Linked DNA regions of Homo sapiens: region 1 is linked to region 2. Evidence: read pairs that join two places in POLR2A ChIA-PET (ENCODE). Cell type or tissue: A673. All regions are shown on one strand. Each heading gives the region's core, and the rest is flanking DNA. Links, peaks and the distances in the headings are about the cores only.

Region 1 (12,133 bases), core at 6,487-8,986, 1.2 Mb before region 2:
AAAGTAAATCCACATAGGAACCCTTGCTGTCGCCAAACCTCCACTTGTGTAGAGCAGCCAGCATCTCATTAAAGGAAAGCAAGGAACTCGCAAATGAATGCAGCACCACACACAGGCAAGCAAGCTCATTTCGCCATCTGCCTTCTAGTGTCCAGAGGGGCAAAAGGCTTAAATGACACTCTCTTGAATCTTCTCTCCTGCAGGTGGAAATGCTAAATTCCCAGGGGGCAAGAAAGACTGCTTGCAAGGTCAACTGGGTAAAAAGGAATAGAAGCAAATCTAGTTTACCTGTCAACACAATGCCACCCATGGCATTAAACACATGCAAAAATTAAGCACCCTAGAATAATTTACTTTTTTATATTTGGATAAAAGCTTTGCTGATTCAGTGTATCAGCTTTGGAGTTAAGCACAGAAGTTCCTCATGAGCCAGGCACTTAAATTTACCCTCCCTACATTATCCCATTTCCTGACCCATGACTACCCTAACTGGTGGTGACCCAGTACCTTCTTCTAGTAAATGACCTACGCAAGTGACATCAGAACTGATCTGGGGGCTGTATTAACACAATGGCAGACTTCCATTATTTATGCCACAGAGAAAGGCTATGATTAACTAAACAACTTAAGTAACTGCGCTCAGCCTTCTGTGTGTGGCCCCACCTTCCTGACAATCACTGTGTTGGCTTTTGGCTTTGTAAGCATTTTAGGCTTCCCTGTGGAAGCTCACTCCTACCAGGTTTTATATATATATATATATATATATTTAATTCATCTATTCATCTACATAGTTGAACGGCTGAATCTCTCAATAGTTTTTCAACCTCATACGCAACGTAAGACACACTTGAAGAGTGCGGCGCAAAAGGTAAAAACCAGCCTAGAGTTTTAACATGTTTCATCTAACTTCCCAACGCGTGAACAACTACCAGCGGACACAGACACGTTCAGTCTGTATTACCCCGTCCTTGGGCAGTGAGGAAGAAGAAAACCTAGAAGGAAGAAGGTATCCCAGGATAGAAGCAGCAACAGCCGGCTGAAACCCAATTAGATTGCAGGAGAAAGAGAAAAGCCCTGTCTTAGTCTGTGGCCAAAAGACCTTTCCCAATCAAATTTTTCAACACCTGGAAAATTGGCTTATCTATTTGTAGAGAGCACCCAGAGACGAGCGTTAGAGCAGCGCTACCCTGGAGTACCAGTTCTTCGGAATGTTGACCGCCGGCCACGCACCGCTTGACAGCCACGGATCCGCTGGCGGAGCCGCAAGTTACAACCCAGGCGCCTGGCAAACTCACACTACACCTCAGTAGCAATAATCCCAACGGCAGGACACCTGGGGAGGGTGGGCTCGGTCTCCCGGGCCTGGCTCAATTATGTTCCTTTACACAGCATTCAATCATGTTTCAGGAGCCGTAGGTGAGGGGCTGGAGGTGGGAGTGGGGGACACATTTTCTAGCCCCCGACGTCTCCGCGGTTGGAAACTCTGGGCACCTCTTTCGGCCAGCGCTAAGACAATACACAAAGAGCAGGGAACCGGCGCTCCTCTGCGGCCAGAGCTCCGCGCCTAGTCACGGAAGAGCTGGGAATTAAGAATTCCGAGCTCAGCGAGAGCCCTGAAGAAGCACCGGAAATGCTTCCGATCGCTTCATAAGAGAAGTCAATTTGCAAATCAAAGTTGCAGGAACTCCGGACGCCTAGACTACTTCAGCGGGTTACTCGGGAACACCCAACAAGTTTGGCCACCGGGGGCTCGGCATGACAGCGCCGCGCCGCGAGACGACAGAAGCAACTTGTCGCTCGGGCGCCAAGCCAGAGCCCTGAGCCGTCTCCGCTCCCAAGCTCGGGAGAGCACCCAAGAGCCGGCGTCGGGAAAGCGGAGGTCCCTGCCTCCGGCAGCCAAATCCCTCAACTGAAGGCACCTCAGGGGCTCACCTGGACTGCACTCGCTTCCAGGGGCTTCCCCCAACAGTGCAACGCTTCACCGCGAACGCCTCACCTGCCTGCCAGCCCCAGGTGGCGGAGAAATTAACAAAAGAGCAAGCGAACAGGGGGAAAGGGAGACCCGGCGTAAAGTATAGTAAGGAGGGGAGGGCAGGCAGCTCGGCTTTCGGCGGAGAAAGAAGAGAGAGGCGGAACAGAGATGGCTTATACCCAAGGCACCGGCTCGGGAAGGCAACCCAGAAGGGAAGAGGTCGAGAAGCGGCAATGGGTTTTCTACTCCGCTTCCCATCACACACACACACGCACACACACCTCCCCCTTTTTCCTCCTTACCCAGCATGGAAAAGATGAAATCCTTGGCTGTGTGAATCTCCAGCGCTCTCTGGTCGTCGTATTCCCGCTGGTCGTGCTTCGTAAATTCTTGGATGAGTTTGTTCAATTCCTCCACCCGAGCTCCCGACCTGAAATCCAGCTCCGGGAACGCAGGCTTGTTGTTACAGCCCAGGGAGGCTGCCTTGTTGGCGGTGGGAGCCGCCATCTTCATGCAAAACGCGCCGAGTAGCAGCTCCGCGGCAGCGCGGCACCCACCCCCGCCCCCCACCCCGCCCCCCTGGGCCTCCTCCCCTCGCAGGCTCCCAGGCTTTGGCCCCGGCTCGTGGGCGGGTTGGCGGGCGGGCGTCTGGGCGGGCAGTCCCCCGCTCCGTGCGCTCTGGGCGTGCGAGCTTCGGGAGGAGCTGGACTGCAGCGAGGGTGCGTGTGTGGCCCCGACACCCTTTTCTCCGGCCCCACGCCCGCCCCGATGCTGCGCGTCCCTGCCCTGCCCTGGCCCTCTCTGGCAGCGGCAACGGCGGTCGTAGAGCCAACTGGAGCCTCCCCCGGGCGAGGAAAGTGAAGTGGAAACAATGTGAAATTCACCAGCTCTGAAATCAACAAGCTGCCGGCTCCGGTGTTACGGAGCCAGCACCAGCGTCTCCATTTAAAGGGACAGCGCACCCAGTGGAAAGGAAAATAAATAAATGACAGAGGTCTGCACGCATATACCACTTGCCAATCCGTACTTGGGAAGACGCGCGAGGTGTGGATGCATTCTTTCTCCACCTCCACGGCCGTCCCCCCATCCCCTTTCTGGGCAGGGTTTGCCAAGCGCATTCAAGGAGAAGAAAGTCTTCCTCCGTTTGATTTTAAGGGCGGTGTCCTGGGGGAGGACATCTCTGTGCGCGTTTACCTCTCTATCCCAAGAACTCCAATACCTTTAAATAGTAAAGGAAACTGCCTTAAGGAATATGAAACCTGTCTTCTACCCTTTTCCTCTTGGATTGCCAAGATGATAGGATTGAGCGTATAAAAAAAGAGGGTCCACATCTAACCCAGTATTGGCACTCCCACTAACCCCTAGATATCCCTACCTTTGCCCAAGGTAATTAATGACCTGAATAACAGCTTATTTATCTTAACATATAATGAGTTAATGAGATTCAACCTACTCTAATATAAAGATAGGGAAACTGAAGTGTGGGTGTGGGAGAGGGGAAACAATGTATTGCCCCAGGTTCCAAGAAATGTTGGATGACAAGATGAAAATTTTCTCATTCAACAGATAAAATTTGAGTACGCACCATTTGCCAGATGGAGTGACAGAATGTGACAGTGATAACCAAAAGACATGGCTCCTACCATGGAGTTAGGCTTACATGACAAGGCAGGTTCAATCTAAGTCATAGTCCTTTAGGCAGAATAGAGTCTCAGAGGTGGTTTTAGTGTTTATGGGGTGTATCATTCAAACACTTAGGAGGCCCATTGGCTGTGAGAAACATAGGTTATCTTCCTCCCTAATTCTCCAAAATCTCTCTTCTCTATCCCACAGTCCCTGATTTAGATCAGGTCTGTTTCACTTTCTTACCCGAGTTCTCATGGCCAAGAATACAAATTGTTTTGTTAGACATGGAAGGAAGTACGGACTCTTCCATGCCTTCCCCTATAAAATGGGAATAATAATTCCTGTCTCACAGGTTGTTTTAAGGATTACGTGAGATAAAACAGGTCAAGCACTTAGTTCAAGGACTGACATAATAAGTACTTAGCTATTATCAGCTTCTACTATTATTGTTATTAATTCTTTCACTGTTCCTCAATCTAGTAACAACTTGTTGCCAGAGTGATCTTTAGAAAACACAGACCTGACCACTGACCTCCCCCTGGAATTCCTCTCTTCTTTACTCCGTTTACACCAAAACCAATCCGCGTCTGCCTTTTTCTTACAGCTTTCCGGAGACCCTCCCCTCAAGCTGGTGGCAACTTTTCCTTCCTCAGAACCTACTCTCAGAAGCTTTCATATGATGCTAATGAATTTTGACCTTGCTTCATCATTGCTTTTTGTTTTGGGTTGTGTGTGTGTGTGTTTGTTTGTTTCTGAAACAGGGTCTTCCTCTGTAGCCCAGGCCAGAGTGCAGTGGCACAATCGTGGCTCACAGCAACCTCAACCTCCTGGGATTAAACAGTCCTTGCATCTAGATCTCTCAAAGGGATTACAGGCGTGAGCCACCACACCTGACCACTTCATCATTGTTAATGCAAGTTTTAGACTAAAAGATTCTTGGGGATGAGGGCTACATCTTATTCATCTTTGTATTTCCTGCAGCATATGGTCCTACCGAAGGGTCCTCTATGTTTATTGAATCAAGTAATGAGTGAAGAATTGTGGCATAACCAGTTAATTTCTCTTACTTTTCGTTTCCTTCTCTTTGAAACACACTTCCTCACCCACTCAGTATGAAAGAGAGAGGATCCATGCCTAGATAAATGCTGGTGGACTGATGAGGAAGTGACTTAAAAACTCTGGTTTTTAGGCAGGGCGTGGTGGTTCACGCCTCTAATCCCAGTACTTTGGAGGCCGAGGCGGGCAGATTGCCTGAGCTCAGGAGTTCGAGACCAGCCTGGGTAACACGATGAAATCCCATCTCTACTAAACATACAAAAAATTAGCCAGTTGTGGCGGCGTGCACCTGTAGTCCCAGCTACTTGGGAGGCTGAGGCAGGAGAATTGCTTGAACCCAGGAGGCGGAAGTTGCAGTGAGCCGAGATCGCGCCACTGTACTCCACCCTGGGTGACAGAGTGAGACTCCATCTCCAAACAAACAAACAAACAAACAAACAAAGCAAGCTCTGGCTTTCGCAGCTCTGCTATGCTGCCCTGACTTCTCATCCTGAGAGGATATTAACATTACCTGGGCAGTACTAGAAGCCACATAAGTGTTTGGAACTCCAGCACAAAGTGATCCACTCCCATCTGTCAGTGCTTCACTAGTGATCAATGGCAGGCACCTGTGCGACAGCTGGCTGAGGCAGTCATTCCATAGAGCAGAATGGTTCTAGTTACCTCCAAACCATGTACAGTTAAGAAATACTTCAGACAACAAAATCGAAACACTTTTTATTTGTTAATTTCCAAACATATGAATGAGGCATCACTAATCTTCCCTTAATTTTACCTTTTCTTATGATATTTATATCCATAAAGAAACAACAGGTTGTTAGCAGAAAGTATTCCTGTTGTGCCGTAGTGCTGGACCCTGGGGGTTTGAATGAGTGAGTGGTCTCTCTGATGTTCCTCATTGTCTGTTCTCCTTCCCGTCAGCCAGATCAGATTTCTATGAATCATGGACCCTCAGTGAGCCCGCATATCCAGATAATGTAATTGGATGGTAAACTAACACCTTCCTAGGCTCTAATAGAACGCTGATAAGATTGTGTCAATATCCCTTGTTGAATTAGAAGAATAGAGAAAAACGATCAAAAACCATAATTTCCTGAATTGATCTATTGGGAGACTTTTTAACCTCTGAGCTTCTCAAGGGCAAGTACTGTGTTTCTTCACCTGTGTAAACACTGCATTTAATTTAGTTCTTGACCCATCTTATGACCTTAGTTTATATGTTCAAATGAATATATAAAAGAATGAATGAAGCCGGGCACGATGACTCACACCTGTAATCCCAGCACTTTAGGAGGCCAAGGCGGGCAGATCACAAGGTCAGGAGTTCAAGACCAGCCTGGCCAACATAGTGAAACCCCATCTCTACTAAAAATTCAAAAATTAGCTAGGCATGGTGGCATGCACCTGTAGTCCCAGCTAGTTGAGAGGCTGAGGCAGGAGAATCGCTTGAACCCGGGAGGTGGAAGTTATGGTGAGCCGAGGTTGCACCACTGCACTCCAGCCTGGGCAACAGAGGGAGACTCCTTCTCAGAAAAAATAATAATAAAAAAGAATGAACTAATACCATCCCTCAAAGTCCAAGAAGTCAGAATTTAGGTGATTTTTGCTACAATTTAAATATCTCAATGTAAGCTATCTATGGTTTCCCAGTATTTAGTTAAGTGTTGTTATAAATGTAAGTATTTCTGCATGCATTTAATTAAATGCCCCAATTTTTATGCCTTTTTCTCCCTGTGTATGTTATATGACCTAAGAGAAGGAAGAGAGATAGAGAGGAAGGTGGAGAGAGAGAGAAAATCATTATTAGAAGATGTTAAAGAGTGTCTGAGGCTTGAATAAAAATGCATATCTCTAGAATTTTGACAGATGGACAAAGGTCAGTGGAGTCTACCATCTAAACAAGCACTAAGGTAGGCTTTTCCTTTGCTGGCTCTTGCAGCATCAAACAGAACAGAGTAACAGCCTGCATTTCCAAACTGCTGTCACACTTAGAGGTAGAACTTGCCCTTCTACTCCCAACTCCCAAATTTTATTAGCATGTGAAAGAAGTCTTCATCTTGCTTCTCTGGAGCTGTTTGTTGTTAAATACAGCTCTGAAGTTCTGTGGCAAACTCTCAGCCATGAATAACTGGGCTGTGCAGAGCCTGCATTAAAAATAGCAAGCTCCACATCCACATGATGGATTAACAAAATATAATTTTAAACAAAGATTCTCTGGTCTGAGGGAGATTTAAATAGCAGCCTAGGCTACAAGATCTGGCCTTCTTGGGCAGCTGGATTTTCAATAAAAGTCTAACAAATGGAAGTGGCCTGGGTTTTTTATGATTTGAAATGCAGGCAGGAAAAAGAGAGGCAAACATCACAGACGTGTGGAATGTTGACAGTAGAAGGAACTTAGATGATAAATTCCATCTACCCCCCTTATTTACCAGATGGGAGAATGAGGGCACAGAAAGAGAAGGGAAACTTGACTAGATAGTAGAGACAATTCTGTTTCTATTTTTCATACTAACTTTAAATTTACTAAATATTTGTTATTGTGTTTCCAGACTGCCAGAAGGAACATGAAAAATGCCACGAAATTTGATCAAAATTATAATTTAAAAAATAAAAATAAAAACAGGAGAGTGGCCCTTGGGCAAAATGCACTCATTTCACTTGAAGTTAAATCTCAGTAAACCAGAAACTGCTGACATTTGGAATTACTTGGCTACTGATTTTTCCTGGCAATAGGTAGACAATCAAGACTACAGCTAAATCTCTTTGGTAGTCATAAACAGAGGTGCGCACGTCCCTGCTTGGGGCAAATCGGGCACTGTTACTTCTAATGAGATTAGGCCGTTTAATTTTTTTTTTTTTTTTTTTTTTTGAGACGGAGTTTCGCTTTGTTGCCCAGGCTGGAGTGCAGTGACACCATCTCAGCTCACTGCCACCTCCACCTTCTGGGTCCTGATTCAAGCAATTCTCCTCCCTCAGCCTCTGGAGTAGCTGGGATTACAGGCACACACCACCACACCCGGCTAATTTTGGTATTTTTAGTAGAGACAGGGAATCACCATGTTGGCCAGACTGGCCTTGAACTCCTGACCTCATGATCTGCCCACCTCAGCCTCCCAAAGTGCTGGGATTACAGACGTGAGCCACCGCGCCCGGCCTTAGGCCATTGAAATATTAGCGAGGTCCCCAGAACAATATAAATAACCCTCTCTATTCAGACTATTCAGTCCTAATAAAGTGAGGCCCATGTGAAGCCCACCTGCTCTGATGTGTTCACATGGTTCAGAGGGCCTAGTCCCAGCTTCTCCCTCAACCCTGTATCCTCATAACCTTGAGGGCGTGAGTGATCTAGCTATGGAGAAAAGTGCAGCAATGTAAATCTCTCCACTCAGTCTCTCATTTTATTCTCTGCTCTCTCTCTCTCCCCCAACCCTGTACTCTAATGACCTTGAGGGCGTGAATGATCTAGCTATGGAGAAAAGTGCAGCAATATCAATCTCTTCATCCAGTCTCTTGTTTTATTCTCTACTCCTGCTATACTCAGGGAAGCAAAATCTGTGCGTGTGAAAAGAAGGAAATGAACTCTAGGGATGGAAATAACAATATCTGATAGCAATTATTAACAATTCCTCCTGATAATAGAGCACTTTACAGTTCAACAAAGCGCTCATCACAAAATTCATTTATCGGTTCCTCACAGCCTCTTACTGAAGCAGGTTAGTGAGGACTATTATTATTTTTTGCATTTTGGAAATAAGAAACTAAAGCTCAGAGAGATAGTGAAGTTTGTGGCTAATTGTCATCCTTCAGCTCTCTATTTAGATGTCATTTCCTTGCAAAGAGCTTTTTCTGGATCTCCTCCACCCCCACACACCCAGGTCTAGGTCAGGTAAATTCCTTTGTAGACTCTCCTTCCCTCTGGACTTACGTCACTGTTCGTTCTCACACTTCCTTGTATCTGCCTGATAACTTTCCTGTTTCCCTCACAAAAATGTATGCAACACTGTCTGTCTTGATCACAGATGTATCACCAGTACCTCTTACTGGATGTGTAGAACATAGTAGATATTCAATAAATGTTTGATTAAAAAGTAAATGCAGGCTCAGACCCCAAATTTGAGTCTTTTGATTTACAATCCAAGTTCTTTCCATGAAACCTCACTGAATCTGTTGTTAGCACCCATTGAGTATACAGAAAAACACCAATAATCTCTCACATTTTAGAGAATGGGTACGCTTTATCAGCATTTCACATACACAATCTGATTCCAAATTTTGATTCAAGTTACCTTACTGTAAACAAAGCCTTTTGTTCCTCTTCTCTCTACCTTAAAATCTAAGCTCAGGCCCTTTGCTCAATAAAGTTTACGACAAAATAACTTTAAAAATTAAGTTCATATTTTCAATTCTTCTCACTTTTGGGAAAACCCATTTGACTTAAACTCTACACATCAGGTAAGAAAGGGCATAGTAATAATTGCAGGTAATTTAAAATAACTCGAAAAATCCTCTTCGCATATTACGACTGCCTTAACCCCATCAGCTGTTCTGGTGAAACGGTGGGGCCCTCATAACCAATCAATCCGTTGATACTGTTACATTTTGTTCTGGCCCTTGAACTTGCCAAAAGGCCCTGTTCTGGGTTCTCCACACCAATCCGTATCCTACTTTACATATACTCTGGGTACTGGATCGAGTGCCAAGGATAGACCATAATCCTTTGTCATGGGAAAAGTGGAGCTGTTTGGCTTGCTTTGCTGTGGTCAATTAGTTAATTAAATATAAATTAATTTAGTTTTTTTTTCTCCTATGTGGCTTCAGAGGGTGGAACCAGGAGGGATTGATGGCAGCTACAGACATAAAACTTTGACTGAGGATGTGGAAGCATTTTCTCACAATGAGAGCCACTGTGCACTGAATAGGCTGCTTTATGAATTAGTAAACTCCCCATCACAGAAGGTGTTCAGGGCTGTGTTATCCACCCATCAGGGTTATGCTAGGTTCCTAAGTTAGTAAAGAGCTGAGACTATGGCCTCTGAAATGTCTTTCAACTCTGAGAAGCTCTGACTCTATGATCCATTTTCAGTTAACAGGAAAACTGAAAACTAGCTTCCTACAAGGAGTCACTCCATGACAGAGCTATGTTCTGCACTAAACACAAGGTGTTTGAGATCTATTTTCATGTAAGGCCCAACGAAGATCAAGGATTATGTCTTTTATTTTTCTAGGCTTAAAAATACATATTTCCTTGTTTCTGGCTTTTGTTTTCTTTTTCTTTCTTTCTTTCTTTTTTTTTTTTTTTTGAGACGGAGTCTCCCTCTGTTGCCCAGGCTGGAGGGCAGTGGCGCGATCTCGGCTCACTGCAACCTCCGCTCCTGGGTTTAGGCCATTCTCCTGCCTCAGCCTCCCAAGTAGCTGGGATTAGAGGCGCCCGCCACCACGTCCGGCTAATTTTTTGTATTTTCAGTAGAGACGGGGTTTCACCATGTTAGCCAGGATGGTCTCGATCTCCTGACCTTGTGATTCAGCCTCCCAAAGTGCTGGGATTACAGGCGTGAGGCAGGGTGCCCAGCCGTTTCTGGCTTTCTTACTGTCCGATTCTAGCAGGTTATTTCATTCCACCCGATACAAAGAAGTTCTGTGGTACAGAAACATGCCACAGACATCATATACATACCGTGCAACCCAAATTTATATTTGGAGAAGTTCTCAGTAAAAAGAAAGGGTCTTCCTTTAACATATTAATTTACATGCTCATTGTTTAATGATAGAAGCCAGTTCTCTGAGCACGTCTATACCATTGGCAAAGGAATTGTTATAATGCCTGTTTTGTTTTCTAGATCTTGTCCAAAAAAAAAAAAAAAAAAAAAAAAAAAAGCCGGGCACTATGGCTCATGCCTGCAATCCCAGCATTTTGGGAAGCTGCGGCGGGCGGATCACAAAGTCAAGAGATCGAGACCATCCTGGCTAACATGGTGAAACCCTGTCTCTACTAAAAATACAAAAACTAGCCGGGTGTGGTGGCGGGCGCCTGTAGTCCCAGCTACTCAGGAGGCTGAGGCAGGAGAATGGTGTGAACCTGGGAGGCAGAGGTTGCAGTGAGCTGAGATCGCACCACTGCACTCCAGCCTGGGGACAGAGGGAGATTCCTTCACAGAAAAACAAAAACAAAAACAAAAACAAAACCTCTCTAAACCCTACACTGTAAGAAGTTTATTGAAAAACTTGGCTTTCTTTTTTGTTTTCACCTCCAACCATACTCAGTACAGCACAAGAATAGCAGGAGTTGTTTCCCCTGATCTGAGACCTGGTGTGTTGAGTTGTGGTCCAAAGCTAATTTTAAATTCCAAATGTATAACCTGGAGAGAGACAGAGAGAAAGAGAGAGAGAGAGGATATGAAGAAAATTGTGATGTTCCTTCAGCCCTGACAATATTATCACACACACAGCCATAAATATACTTTCTGGACCATGACTTCTAATTCTGCTTACTCTGTTAGTACTTTCTAAGCAGCAGAAAAAAATACCCTCACACCCTTTACATTCTCTAATGTTTCTTTATAGTCTAATAGAAAAAAATAAGAGAAAAAAAAGGAAGAAAGATAGACTAAAAGAAAACATAGCTCCCTTATTCTATCTAATTTGTGATTATTCTTGTCTATTTAAACTATCTTGGGGATATGAGTACATGCATTTTATTGAGATTTGCCTTAATTTTTTTTTTTTTTTTGAGACAATCTCACTCTGTCACCCAGGCCAGAGTGCAGTGCTGTGAACTCTGTTCACTGCAACCTCTGCCTCCCAGGTTCAAGCAATTCTTGTGCCTCAGCCTCCCGAGTAGCTGGGACTACAGGCACATACCACCATGCTCAGCTAATTTTTGTATTTTTAGTAGAGACGGGGTTTCACCATGTTGGCCAGGTTGGTCTCGAACTCCTGACCTCAAGTGATCCATCTGCCTTGGCCTCCCAAAGTGCTGGAATTACAGGCGTGAGGCACCGCGCCCAGCCTGCCTTAAATTTTTTAAAGGGGGATAGATAGGAATATATCGGATATACATTGTAAATAAATAAATTCAGACAAAAGCTGAAAGTCAGGAGATTTCTGTTCTGGTTCAGCTTTGGCCATTAGTTTCATGATCAGAGAAAAATCCTCTCCTTTTCTCCGAATCTCCTCTTCCTCTTGTGTAAATGAATAAATAAGGTGTCATCCAGGCGTGACATTCTGAGGCTACAGCTCTAACATGAGAAGACAAATAAAGCAGTGCTCCCTACAAATTCTTAACACAATGTGTTTGTTTATTTTCCCCCAGTCTATCCTTGCACAGCTTGACATTCCATAGTTGAATGTTCTAATTTTTTTCTAAGGATCTTTACTCTAAAAGAATTAGCCTAAAATCAAAAGAGAAGAGAATCTATAAGTGCATTAAGACCCCCTCCTTGACACATCTTGGCTAATGGCCTCTTATTCTCTGTTGGTGGG
Region 2 (12,133 bases), core at 4,760-7,259:
TTGTGGAACTCTTGGAGACCAAGTGTGAGGCACTTATAAAACTTCACATAATACACAGAGTTTCCTTTAGCTTTTCCGTATTTTATTCACACACACTTTCCCGTAACAACATGTGCCAGTCATTCTCCAGCTGCTCCCCACCCCTCCCACCCCGTAACTTCATTCTCCTTCACACTTTCTGCTGGAAAAATTGCTGCTTCCAAGGCCCTCCAAAATATTTCGAGCTACTCTCCTTAATTGCCTTGCTCCTCAGAGTTCATGTGCCTTCAGTCTTCTTATTTGAGGCAGGGTCTCACACTGCTGCCCAGGCTGGAGTGCAGTGGTGCCATCATAGCTCACTGTAGCCCGGACCTCCTGGGCTCACATGATTCTCCCACCTCAGAGCTCATGGGTAGCTAGGACTACAGGAGCATGCCACCACACCTGGCTAATTTTTTATTTTTATTTTTTTGTAGAGACAGGGTTGTATTATTTTGCCCAGGCTGGTCTCAAACTCCTGCCTCAGCCTTCCAAAGTGCCAGAATTACAGGCATGAGCCACCACACCCGATCTGAACTTCTTGTTTGACTCTCTGGTGTTCCCCAGGCAACAGTACTGGGGAACTGGAAACAGTACTTTCTTGTCTCTGTGCATTGCTCCTGTTGTCTCCCCTATATCCCCTTAACCTTCACACAGTATCCCCCCTTCAGAACTCAGCTCAAAGGCCGGCCAGCTCCTCCATGAAGCCTTCACCATGTCTCCTCTGAGCCCTATGCCACTTTTCTAAGCCTCTTTGTTGTGGCACCATCCCTGTCTCCCTCCCTTGTACATAAACAGTCTGGGAAGTTGTTGAGTTGATGGGTAGATGGATGGAGGGAGGGATGGGTGAATGGTTGGAGGAATGGAGGGATGGAGGGATGGATGAATGGGTGGAGGGATGGAGGGATGAATGGATGGATAGACTCAGCCACATATGTATGAAATGTATATGAATTGTTGAGTGAATAGATAGATAACAGGCAGGCAACATTTTCTAGAGCTATTATATAAGACATACTCATACTTGGAGTTTCAGCATCGTGTTAATATATTTACTTGTTCAATGTTTATTCAACGGTTTTTGTTTCTTTTCTATCCATCCCCAATCTATGTCTGATGCAGGAGACAGGCACTTGGGAATATTTAATTCAGGCTGGATCCTAAATCATGTGCAGTCTATGTTTATGGATAACGAAGAGCTAAATACATTTTAATATTGTTCCCAAGGTGAAGCCTGATGAGTTTTTACTAGCATTCAAAAGTGGGCGTCAATATATTTCTTCTTTCTGTGTTTTGGTTCCCAGCTGAGTGGAAGGTCAACCAGTCCAACTTCTCATGTTTCAGAAGAGGAAAGCAAGGTCTGGAGAGGGAACGTGGCTTGCCCAAGGTCAGAGGTAGAGGGAGATTAAAACTCTGGGTTTTGACTCTCAATTCCTTGTTCGGTCCTTGACACCTTAAAACTTAAAGTCAAAGAGCTGCCTTATCCATTACAGATATGTTTCAAACTTTGATGAAAAGCAGGGAAGTTTGGGAAGAAAATCCAAGACTTCTCTGGAGAGAGGTAAGATTTCTGCATTATAGATTCTTTCTTTGTTTTACATCATTACATATGAGACCTTCGCTTTCCAAGGTCTCATTTGTACAATGAAGAGAAAACTGCTATGCCCCTGACTCCGTCCAAGGGCCTCTGGAACATTCTAGAATTGTATTTCCACAGTTAGCGCTGCTCTGATTTGGGAAAAGAAGAATTGAAGATTTTTGTAGTGTTGGCTCTGACTTCCCTTCTTAGCAAAACTTCTAATGTCCTAGTGGACGTGGCAACAGCTTGAAAAACTCCTCTAGGACCAGACAGATAATTAACCCTTTCTCTGCTCTGCTGATATAACTACTTTCCACAGTTTTTATGGAAGAACAAAATGCCCACGAAACCTCTGTGCACGACTAATTTATCTGACACCCTGGCTCTGACTTCTCTATCCCAAAATTCAACTCAACAACACTTTCCAGAAATTTCTAAAATTTCTTTGATCCAAGGTTTCCAGAAATACCTACAGTTCTGTTTGTCTATTATAATTTTTTGATGACCATGGTTCAAAACCTTAGCTTACTCCTTTAAAAAATACCATTATCGGCCCAGGCACAGTGGCTCACACCTGTAATCCCAGCACTTTGGGAGGCCAAGGCGGGTGGATCACCTGAAGTCAGGAGTTTGAGACCAGGCTGGCCAACATGGTGAAACCCCGTCTCTACCAAAAATACAAAAATTAGCCAGACATGCTGGTGGGCACCTGAAATCCCAGCTACTCGGGAGGCTGAGGCAGGAGAATCACTTGAACCTGGGAGGCGGAGGTTGTAGTGAGCCGAGATCGTGCCATTGCACTCCAGCCTGGGCAACAAGAGTAAAACTCCGTCTCAAAAAAAGAAAAAGAAAAAGCAAAAAAAAACCTAGTATCTGTCTCAAAACTCTGAATAACAAAGGGCACAACTTATCTATCATCATAAATGCAGCCAGTGACTACTCAGGGGCACTAAAACAATTTTTAGATTGTTACTCTCCCCTCAGAAATTCACAGATTGTAGGAAGAAAGCAGAAAAGTAGCCAGAGAATGGGGGCACGTGGGAGGGCGTCTCTGCAAGAACTGGGCCTCTTCCCCCAGTACCCAAGCAGCAATTAAGACTGGTCAGCCAACCCAAAATGTGTCCGGCTTTTATGAATTTCCAATCAATAGCCAAAACGCCAGAAGTTTCTTTTCAAATTAAAAAGAGAGAGAGAGAGAGCGTGAGGGAGGAAGAAAGGAAGAAATCCAAACAGTGGACAAAAACAAGGCGACCGTGGCTCCCACTCCAGCCTGCGAAGCGGCGACAATGGTGAGAAATCAATGCCCAGAACCACAAGGCAGCTTTCAGACACCTCTTGACCCTGTCACTTCCTGGGTAATTAAGAGGCACTACAGTTCCGTGTCACTGTCAGGGGCTGAATGTATATCGATAGATAGATATATATGTTCTTAAAAGATTCTTTTTCTACAGCGGTGGTCAGGATCCTGCCAAAGAAAAGCGGGAGAAGAAAGGCATTTTGTCCAGAGTGCAGTGAAAGGAAACATGAAAGGAGAAACCTAAATTTTTCAGTACAGTCTGCCCCTGACATGGGAAAATGGCGCAGACAAGAATAGACGGCTTGTTCGCCGTTGAGTTTTTTTCTTCCTTCCCTTGACAGATTATCTCTGTGAATGTGGTGTAGGCAGCAGGGCACCCCGCCCTCTCTGTTCTTCTTCGGATACCTTAAGGACATGAATGCAAAGCCTGGGGTCTACATGACAGGCTGAGTCAATGCTTGGCTGCATGGGGCTTTAAAGGGGGCCGCCTTCCTTCCAAGGGCCTCAGTTTCCCTAAATGAGGGAAATTGGACTAAACCCGCTCTGGAGACTTTTCCAGGGCTGGCATTCACTGAGACCATCAGAAACAGTTTTTTCTTCTGACCCTACCCAGAAAACAGAGGAACATAGAGTTCCAGGTGAGCAGAAGTGGCCTCCCCACCCATGCCTATGAAATACCAGCAACCAAGGCCACTCAGAGAAGGTCGGACCAACCCACTGGAGAGAGGGAACCTCTAAAGGCACTTTGCCAGCTCTGACCCTGATGGTTCTTTGGCGAGTCTGCATCCTTTCCCTGTGGCACTTGTCTGTGGGGCTCAACTCAGAGAGTTGAGCGCAGTCTGCTTTGCAAATGAATGCAAGCCACATGTCCGCCATGGACTGGGAACTCCCTGGCCCACAGCCCTCACTGATTATCCCGACATCCCTCCCAGGGCCAGCAGCAAGCCTGGGCCCCACACAAGAGGTGCTCGGTGAATGTTTATTAAGCCAACATCTGACTTTAATGATACAGCAGGGAGAAGGAAGCTTGTTCTCACGGGGTGCCTCAGTGAATCACTTTCGCATAAACCTGAGAGTTTTATTTCAGCAAACCAGTCCCTTTCCTGAGTCCTTGGTAACAAATTTTACTCCTGGAGGGCAAGAACACAGTTCTATCATCTCTCTATGCTTACTACTAGGACAGTGACAGGGTGTACACACCAATAAAGTTTGAGGGAAGGAATGGATGATGTCACACACTGAGGTCTTCCTCCTGGGTCTGCCACCTGGCCCTCAGCATGGGGGCTGGTGTATATAGTGACTGTCAGTGTGGCACTCCAATACCCTGAGATGAGTGACATTCTCCACATGGTACAGCAGGGGTGTTATATGCACGTGGCACATGTGCAGAACACCCTGTACGTTGCATTGGCTGTCACAGCAAAGAGGCCCCTGTCACTCACTCTTGGAATATCAGAAGGATAAAGATACTAGTAAATGGGAAAGGGGAATTCCACTTATCTAGAGGAAAAGTACAATATAAATTTACTATCACAATATATGTTTATAACTAAGGCAAAGCTTATCTTGGTGTTCTCTCTCGCTCATTGGATAGGTGCTGTGTTTTATAGCATCGGGCTGGACCCAGGAAGCTGGCTCCCAAAAACCTGGGCTTCCTTTGCAACCTCTACATGAGGAAGAGGCACCAGTTAGTGTGACCCATCCTGGGTAAGGATAGGCTTTCCCTAGGTACAAAAAGATCATTATTACCTTGGCCTCTTGGCCACTTTTTCTTCTGGCTAGCTTAAAACCCGTTCATTTGTTCTCACAGTGGCTTGAGGGACAAAAGGGCAAGTATTACCAGCCCTAGGGTTGCTAGGTGGCTACAGGGCACTTGGAATATGGCTATGGTTACTGCCGCTGAAGAATTGAATTCATTTTATTACACTCTAATTAATTTAAACAAATTTAAACGGCTGCATGTGTCTGGTTGCCACCGTGTTAAACAGCATAGCTCTAAATTCTTCACCTAAAAAAATGTGTAAAACCTAAAGTATTTGGTGACTTGATAAAGCCTTGAAAAATCTAAATAAGATAATAGATAAACCAACTAAAAGGAGGAAGAGGCCTCTTAACTGTCACTTGGAGACCACCCAGGACTGTATTTTCAAAGTCTATTAGCACCTGCCCAGAGTTGGTGGCAGAGCCTACCCCGACGTAGCCGCTCATGCCCCCACAGGGATGCGTCTCCCCCTCCAGTGCACGCTGGCATGCAAGCCCCTGAGTAGCCCCCACCCTAGCACTGATGACAAGGCTTGTGCACAGCAGCTTTGCTAGACTGTGAGCTCCCAGGGGACAGAGACTGGCTTTACCTATCACTGAATACCTCCCTCCCTGCAATTCCCAGCTGAATGCCAGTCACAGAGCAGGTGCTCAAAAGAGGGTTGTTTTGAACCAAATCCCCAACATTTAATTCAGAGGTTGTTATGATCATAAGATGGGGTCTCCTATGGACTGAATGTTTATGTCCCCCTCATATGTTGAAGCCTAATCCCCAGTGTGATGGCATTTGCAGGCGGGGCCTTTGGGAGGTAGCTAGGTTTAAATGAGTTCGTGAGGCTAGAGCTCCCGTGATAGGATGAGTGTTCCTATAAGACGAGGAAGAGACCATATCTCTCTGCTATGTGAGGATACAGTGAGAAGGCAGCTTTCTGCAAACCAGAAAGAGACCCCTCCTCAAACACCAAATTAGCACCTTGATCTGGGACTTTCTTGCCTCCAGAACCTTCAGAAATAAATGTTTGCTGTTTAAGCTAGGATATTTTGTTACAACAGCCTGAGCTAACTAAACTAGGATCTTTGAAAGCAGCAGCTTTTGACATCAGCTTTTTCACATGCACTCATTAAAGATTTTTTAAAAAACCAAAAAAGATATTTTACCAAGTACTTCCCATGGGAACTATGGGACCAAGAAAGAGTCCGTCTCTGCTCTAAGGAGGAACCAACACAGTGTGAGAAATGACCAAGTACAGAAGTAATTATAACTCCAGACATAAAGTGATCTGTTCCACTTGAGCAATGCAGATGGAGCCCTTGGAAACTGCGGAGAAAAGGGATGGGTCACTGCTAAAATTAGTAGGGGAGGAAGCAGGAGGGGACAGCTTCCTGGAGAAAGTGGAGCATCTGAGCCAGGCCTAGAGGGATCGGGCGGATGTGCCTGTGCAGTAAGGAGACTGGGATGAGAGCAAAGAGCAGAGGCCGGCGGGCAGGAAGTGGGGGGAAGGAGAGGAGGTGTCTGGGGATAGTGACGAGTCCAGCCTTTTACACAGCAGCATTGCTGTACAATGAAGCTGGGAAGAAGCTCTGCTCTGGCCAAAGCGCTAATGCTAACGGTCCCCGCTACCTCGTCCTGCGCCCACCCCACCACCCCCAAGCTCCGTGGAGCTCAGGTTTAAAAACTGTAAGAACTGGAACATTTTGTATTTCTAGTCCTTTTCCCTGCCACCTGCAATAGATCCCCCAGTCCTACCCCTTTCACAAGGAGTGAGGGTGGACAGCTGGACAACCAGTGTGGCCTCCCAAGTGGCTGTGGGAAGGGCTAGGCTGTCTGCTCCCCTCACTCTCTTCCGCCCGCTGTGAAATCCACATCAGCTGGAGATGCCCAAGAGCTCTGTTCCCATCTGTTCTGGGCACGGCTGGTGAGAAAGCCTCAGGATTCAAGAGGCCGGCCCAGGGAGCGGGCAGGGTAAGAGCCCACCACACAGGCATGTTCAGCCAGTCCTGGGAACAGCTGCCCAGCCAAGGGCCAGGAGGCTCCCTGCTTCCCAGCCAAGGGCCAGGAGGCTCCCTGCTGCCCAGCCAAGGGCCAGGAGGCTCCCTGCTGCCCAGCCAAGGGCCAGGAGGCTCCCTGCTGCCCAGCAGCTCTCAAATCACCCATTTTGTAGCCTGGCTGCTAATGATGCAATCAAGTTCATCAGAAAGCATCTGTTCTGAATGATAGGCACACTGCTCTGAGAGAAGTATGGGTGTGCTCTGAGAGAGGCACATCAGAGTCGGGGGACTTGGGTGACTAAGCAACCAGGACTCTTGATGTTCCCATGAGCCTCAAAACTACCCCTTGGGATCTTATCCAACCATCTTGAACTAGACCAGCAAGTCTCCTCTGAGCCCTCAGCCAAGACCTCAGGACGGAAGCTCGTTCAGGGACGTGCAGCTCTTCACAAGCCCCAGGGCTCACTGCCACCAGAACCCCTTGTGAGCTCCCCACAGCAATGTGAGAATGGATGGGGGGCGGTGGGGGGGATATAGTTTCAGGCAAATACTAGAAGAGCAGCTGTTGTATTCAAGCACAGCTTCCGCCTAAAGTAGGGCTGGAGGCAAAGGTTCACATACAGGTGGTGTTGATTCAGGTGGTGACCCCAAGGAGCAGGAGTGAGTTACAGTTTAAGAGTGAAACCAGAAAGAGGGGAGAACCAATAAAAAGATGCATTCCTAATGCAGCTTCCACAGGAGAAACTAGTGCTCAATTCCTTGGGAACTTCTAAAGAACGTGTGGAACGCATCTGAGAACTGCCCACCCGACAGTGGAAAGAGGGAAGCATTTAGCCATAGGTTCCTGTCCTCTGTTGGTCAAGGGTAGCTCCGTGGGGGATAACCCTGCACAGTTCTAGGATGCAGAGTGATAAGTGTCAGTATCACAAGGCTGTGGTCCAGGACAGGAAGTGAGAGGTATGCGGTGTGGGCCCAGGTTAAGGTGCTGCCACTGCACATCTGTGAAGCTGCTCAAAGCATGTGACCCCCTGGGTTCTGTATTCTGGCTGGAGTAAGAGGCAGTCTGAAGAGGAGCTTTCCAGAAAGCTTTGGAGTGTTGTGTCTGCTTCTACCATGTCTCTCCCTGGAGTCCAGGGCACAGGCTAAGCCTGCTTGAGGCCTGCTGCTTGCCAAAATCTGTATTAGTTTCTGATTGCTGCTCTAAGAAATTACCAGAAAATCAGTGGCTTCAAACAATATTAGTATATTATTATTCTACAGTACTGGGGTCAGAAGTCCAATACAGGTCTCACTGCGCTAAAATCAAGGTATTGGCCAGGCGGTATTTCCTTTCTGGAGGATCCAGGAGAGAATCTGTTTTATTGCCTTTTCCAGCGTCTAGAAGCTGCCTGCATTTCTTGGTTTGTGGCCCCTTTCTCTATCTTCAAAGCCAGCAATGACCACTTGAGTCTTTCTCACATTACATCACTCTGCCTCTTCTGCCTCCCTCTTTTATTATAAGGACCCTTGTGATTACACTGGGCCACCTTAATAATCCAGGATAGTTTCCCCATCTCGAGGTCAGCTGATTAGCCAACTTAATTCTTCCTGCAACCTTAATTCCTTTTTGCCAATAACATAACATAACATATTCATTGGTTGTAGGGATTAGGATGTGGATGTCTTTGAGTTACCATTATTCTGCCTGCCACAGATACTGTCCTGCCTTTCTTTGAAAAGAAGAGCTCATGATTTACAAGGTTAATCAGGGCTGACTTTTTACACTGTCCTTGGAGCCAGGAAGGGAGAACCTGCTTGTCCCTGAAACTGTCCCTAGGATCCCACATGATCCTGGCACAGCAGCCTGCTCTGTCAAGGACAACTAAGCTCAGTAAAGCTCCAGGTCAGCTTGGGCATCATGGGAAGAGCCTGAGCTTCACAGACAGAGGGACTGAGCTCCTACCCCAACTCACCGACTAGCTAGTGGTGAGACCTAGAGCAGGTCACTCAACCTTTCTGAGCCTCCATACTCCCATCTGTACAGCAAGGCTAATGCCCTAGGGGGCAGTCAGGATTAGAAATCATTTTTTCTACCATTAAAAAAAAATTATTGAAGTCTCACTATGTGACTGGCACAAGGCTAACTCCTGGCAGAAGGCTAACTCCCTGCTCTCATCAAGCTTGGATTTTAGTTGGGTCTAACATGTGGGAAGTCCTTAGATAGCCTGGGAACACAGGTACGCAATAAATTGAAAACATCTTTTGAGCTCTCAAGCCTGCAATTATCAAGAAAATAATATTATGTTTTAGTTACTTATTGATTTATAACATACAAAACTAAGCATAACCCCTATTCGACTTGATCCTCACAACAATAATCCAGGGATGGGGCAGAGAGCAGCCCTTCCATGGTTCCTCTTGCACCCACAGTGAAACCCTGTGCCTAATGCAAGCACCCTCAGTCATGCAGGGCAGGTCACCTCCTGTTCCGTTTCCATCCTTTCGGGTTAAGGGTAAGAAACCAAAAACTAAAAAAAAAAAAAAAAAAATTAAATGGCTCTTCTCTAGCACTGCAGATGCAGTAACATATTTATACTATGCTCTCACCTGGTATAAATGTTTTGACCATATTCGGGGGTGGTGGAGGGTGAGGAGAATGTTTGCGCTTCTCTTTTTGCAGTTAGCCCAGGTTGTTAGCTGCATGTTCTCTTGTCTCTCTCTCCCACAAAGCTGTGAACTCATCGCCTAGGGACAGCGGGTCTTAGGAGGCCCCCATAGCAAGACCCAGGGAGGAACTTTGCAATTATTTAGCAGCTCTTGGGAAGCACTTGCTAAATCCAACCCCCTCACCCATCCCAGTCGCTTGGTGGAGGAGACCCCTACAGAGTCCCGGCCAGAAGTCTCAGATGGCTATCCCATGCAAGACAGTCTCTCGAGGGCTCCATTGTTATACTCAAGTTGGCAGGAATAAGCTTCAGCCAGCTGGCCCGAGGATCCAAGTGATACCAGCTGGTCCCCAACCTACAGAGTGATCATGAGCATGTCTGTGAACTGGTATCTGACAGTTCGCTGTTCCCCATCTCCAGTTCCTGGAAGGGAAGCTACAACCTAACGGTGCCAAGGAGGGGTGGCTTGATGTGGAAGGCGGTTGTCCCTCACTGTCCCGATTACCCACCGCGTGCCTCTGCCTCCCTTTCCCACACTCTGCTGCTTTGCTACCGTGGTGCCGGTGCTCAGTTTGTCAGGCCTCCCAGGCTCAGCAGGCAGGATGCCGTAATTCTCAAGAATAAAGAAAACATTTTAGAGTCTGACAAGCCCAACATTTGCATGTCTGTTTTCAGAGAAATACCCATGTTGGGGGATTAATCCTCTTTCTTCTGCCCCCCTCCCATCCAGCCCAAAGTAGGAAAACATTCTTGACATAGTTGCCTGAAAAGGATTTCTAAAGAGAAAAATACTGCCCATGCCCTGTGATTTCAGGCACTTAGTGTGAAAAGCACCCAGAGGAAGGTGATAGGGTAAAGAACAGAAAAGAAAATATCCTCTTTAGTCAAATAGATTGTTGATCTTAAAGTGGACGGTGCATTAGCTTTGTCTCTAGTCTCCAGAAATAGACATGTTGGTGCTCTACTTAAAAAGGCATGATTTCTGCACTAAGAGCCGAGCCTGTGCTCCCCTAGGCTGTGGATTGGAGGATAGTAAATGGGGAAAGGGGCAAAAGCCCAAGGCCCAGAGAGGCACTCGGCAGAGGAGAGAAACACAGGGTTTATCTCTTGGAGCATTTTACACTAGGACTTAGGCTTATCCAGATGCTAAGAGACTCTGAATTTGGAAGAGAAAAAATACATTTTACCTCATATTTGGGAAGGCCTGCTTCCCAAAGGTCTGCCTCACTCTTGGGGAGGTCCTCTCTGATCTGCTCTGAGCATTAAAAGTAAATTTATGAAAGAATTCCTGGAGAAAAGCCAACTAGGGCGACTTGTTCTGAATCATTAAAGTTTCTGTCTTAAAAGATGATTTCCACAAAGGCCGACTCTATTCTCGTCTCTCAGGTTGGGAAGCTGATGAACTTGTAAGCAGTAAGGGCCCTCTGATGAGATGAACTTTGCTCCCATTGTTCCAAAGAAAGCGAACCTGTGCCCAGGAAGGCGATTGAGGATGGAGGGGCTGGTCCAGGCAGATGTAGCAAAAGGCAATTTTAAAGTTCTTAAGACAATGTGGGCATGCCCAAGATCACAGCCATGCACCCATGCATCCATTCAACAACTGAATGTTTGTGTTGGCCAGAGCCCTGTATTAAATGGCGATTCCCTTCAACCTCGAGAGGGCACGTAAGCCCACAAAGTCCTGGAAAGGAGATACGATGGGAAGCGCAGGAAATTCAGAGAGCCCACGGTGAGTGTGAGTGGACTGACCACGGTGGAGCCATGAAAGCATCTCAATACCAACCCCAGAGGCAAGGCCCAGTGCGTGGTGGTGAAGACAGGTGGTCCAGGACAGCCTGGATGCTCAGAGAACTTCCTGTGGGCCAAGCCCAAAATGGCACAGGCTGAGGCAGCACATCCTGCGTGTCCATCAGGAGAGCAGTTTCCAAGTGGAGCCATGGGGAAGGAGCCAACAGGAAAGGACCCTCTTCTCTGAGGAGCTAGGGACATGGGGAGAGCTCTCCACCTGAGCCTGGGCCAAGAGGAGGGAACGCCTGGCAGGACCCAGTGCCCAGAACAAAGGAGCTTGTGTCAGGGCCTCTGGGATAGGGACCAGGGGAGGCCAGCGGCGTGAGGCCCAGGTGAGACTTGCACTGCACAGTGATCATCTGGACATGCTCTCAAGCACCACAAAGAATTGTCGCCTGATTGCTGGAAAGCAGAGGGCCGGGCTGGGGCAGACCCGAAAGGGGAACCTTGAGAAAAGAAATGGAGGGAGGCAGGAAAACTTTCTTTGCAACAATGGTAGCAAAGTTCATCTCATCGGAAGGGCCTTGTTGCTTACAAGGTCATCAGCTTCCCAACCTAAGAGATGGGGATAGACCTGGCCTTTGTGGAAATCATCTCTTAAGACAGAATCATCAAAAATTCACTCTAGTTGGCCTTTCTCCAGGAATCCCCACACAAATTAACTTTATATGCTCAGAGCCAGTCAGAGAGGACCTCCCCAAGAGCGAGGCAGATGTTTGGGAAGTGAAACCAGAGACTTTGCCTTAAAGGGGACACATTCCCTCCTGCTCCCCACTAATCCTAGAGTCTGCAATAAGCTGTCTGAGATAAGAGGGGCGAAGAAACCAGCCAGAGAAGAGATGCAAAATTCCTTAAAGTTCTTGATCTGTAGTTCTTATCCCAAACGTGTGGCAAAAAAAGAAAGCTACCCACCACCTTTATGCCTTTCTCCCAGTAAAAGACTAATTTCAGCTGGGCAGGGTGGCTCAAGCCTGTAATCCCAGCACTTTGGGAAGCTGAGGTGGGCGGATTGCCTGAGGTCAGGAGATCGAAACCAGCCTGGCTAACATGGTGAAA

Evidence for each region. ChIA-PET counts read pairs that join two places held together with the same protein. Peaks named below come from ENCODE experiments on the same cell type or tissue, not always from the same donor. Only the 100,000 strongest peaks of a DNase experiment are listed, where the experiment ranks them.
Region 1: POLR2A ChIA-PET joins it to region 2 with 6 read pairs; 2 of 35 experiments call an interaction of 5 or more read pairs at or near these places.

Annotation. Positions count from the first base shown.
Region 1 is chr3:192,915,356-192,927,488 of GRCh38, forward strand. MB21D2 (Mab-21 domain containing 2) reads right to left here and starts at 2,501. Exons shown (of 2, transcript NM_178496.4): 1 at 2,275-2,501. The coding sequence starts at 2,485. RefSeq lists an enhancer at 1,467-1,796 and a silencer at 2,447-2,806. In A673, for the core only: no CTCF peak of the experiment used is centred there; no DNase peak of the experiment used is centred there.
Region 2 is chr3:194,076,890-194,089,022 of GRCh38, forward strand. It overlaps LOC102724877, which reads left to right. Exons shown (of 6, transcript XR_002959666.2): 2 at 1,323-1,405; 3 at 1,512-1,579. Among named protein-coding and RNA genes, the nearest start is that of LINC02028, 12 kb to the left of the region's middle. RefSeq lists an enhancer at 7,711-7,760 and a silencer at 9,911-10,205. In A673, for the core only: no CTCF peak of the experiment used is centred there; no DNase peak of the experiment used is centred there; H3K27ac peaks cover 661 bases.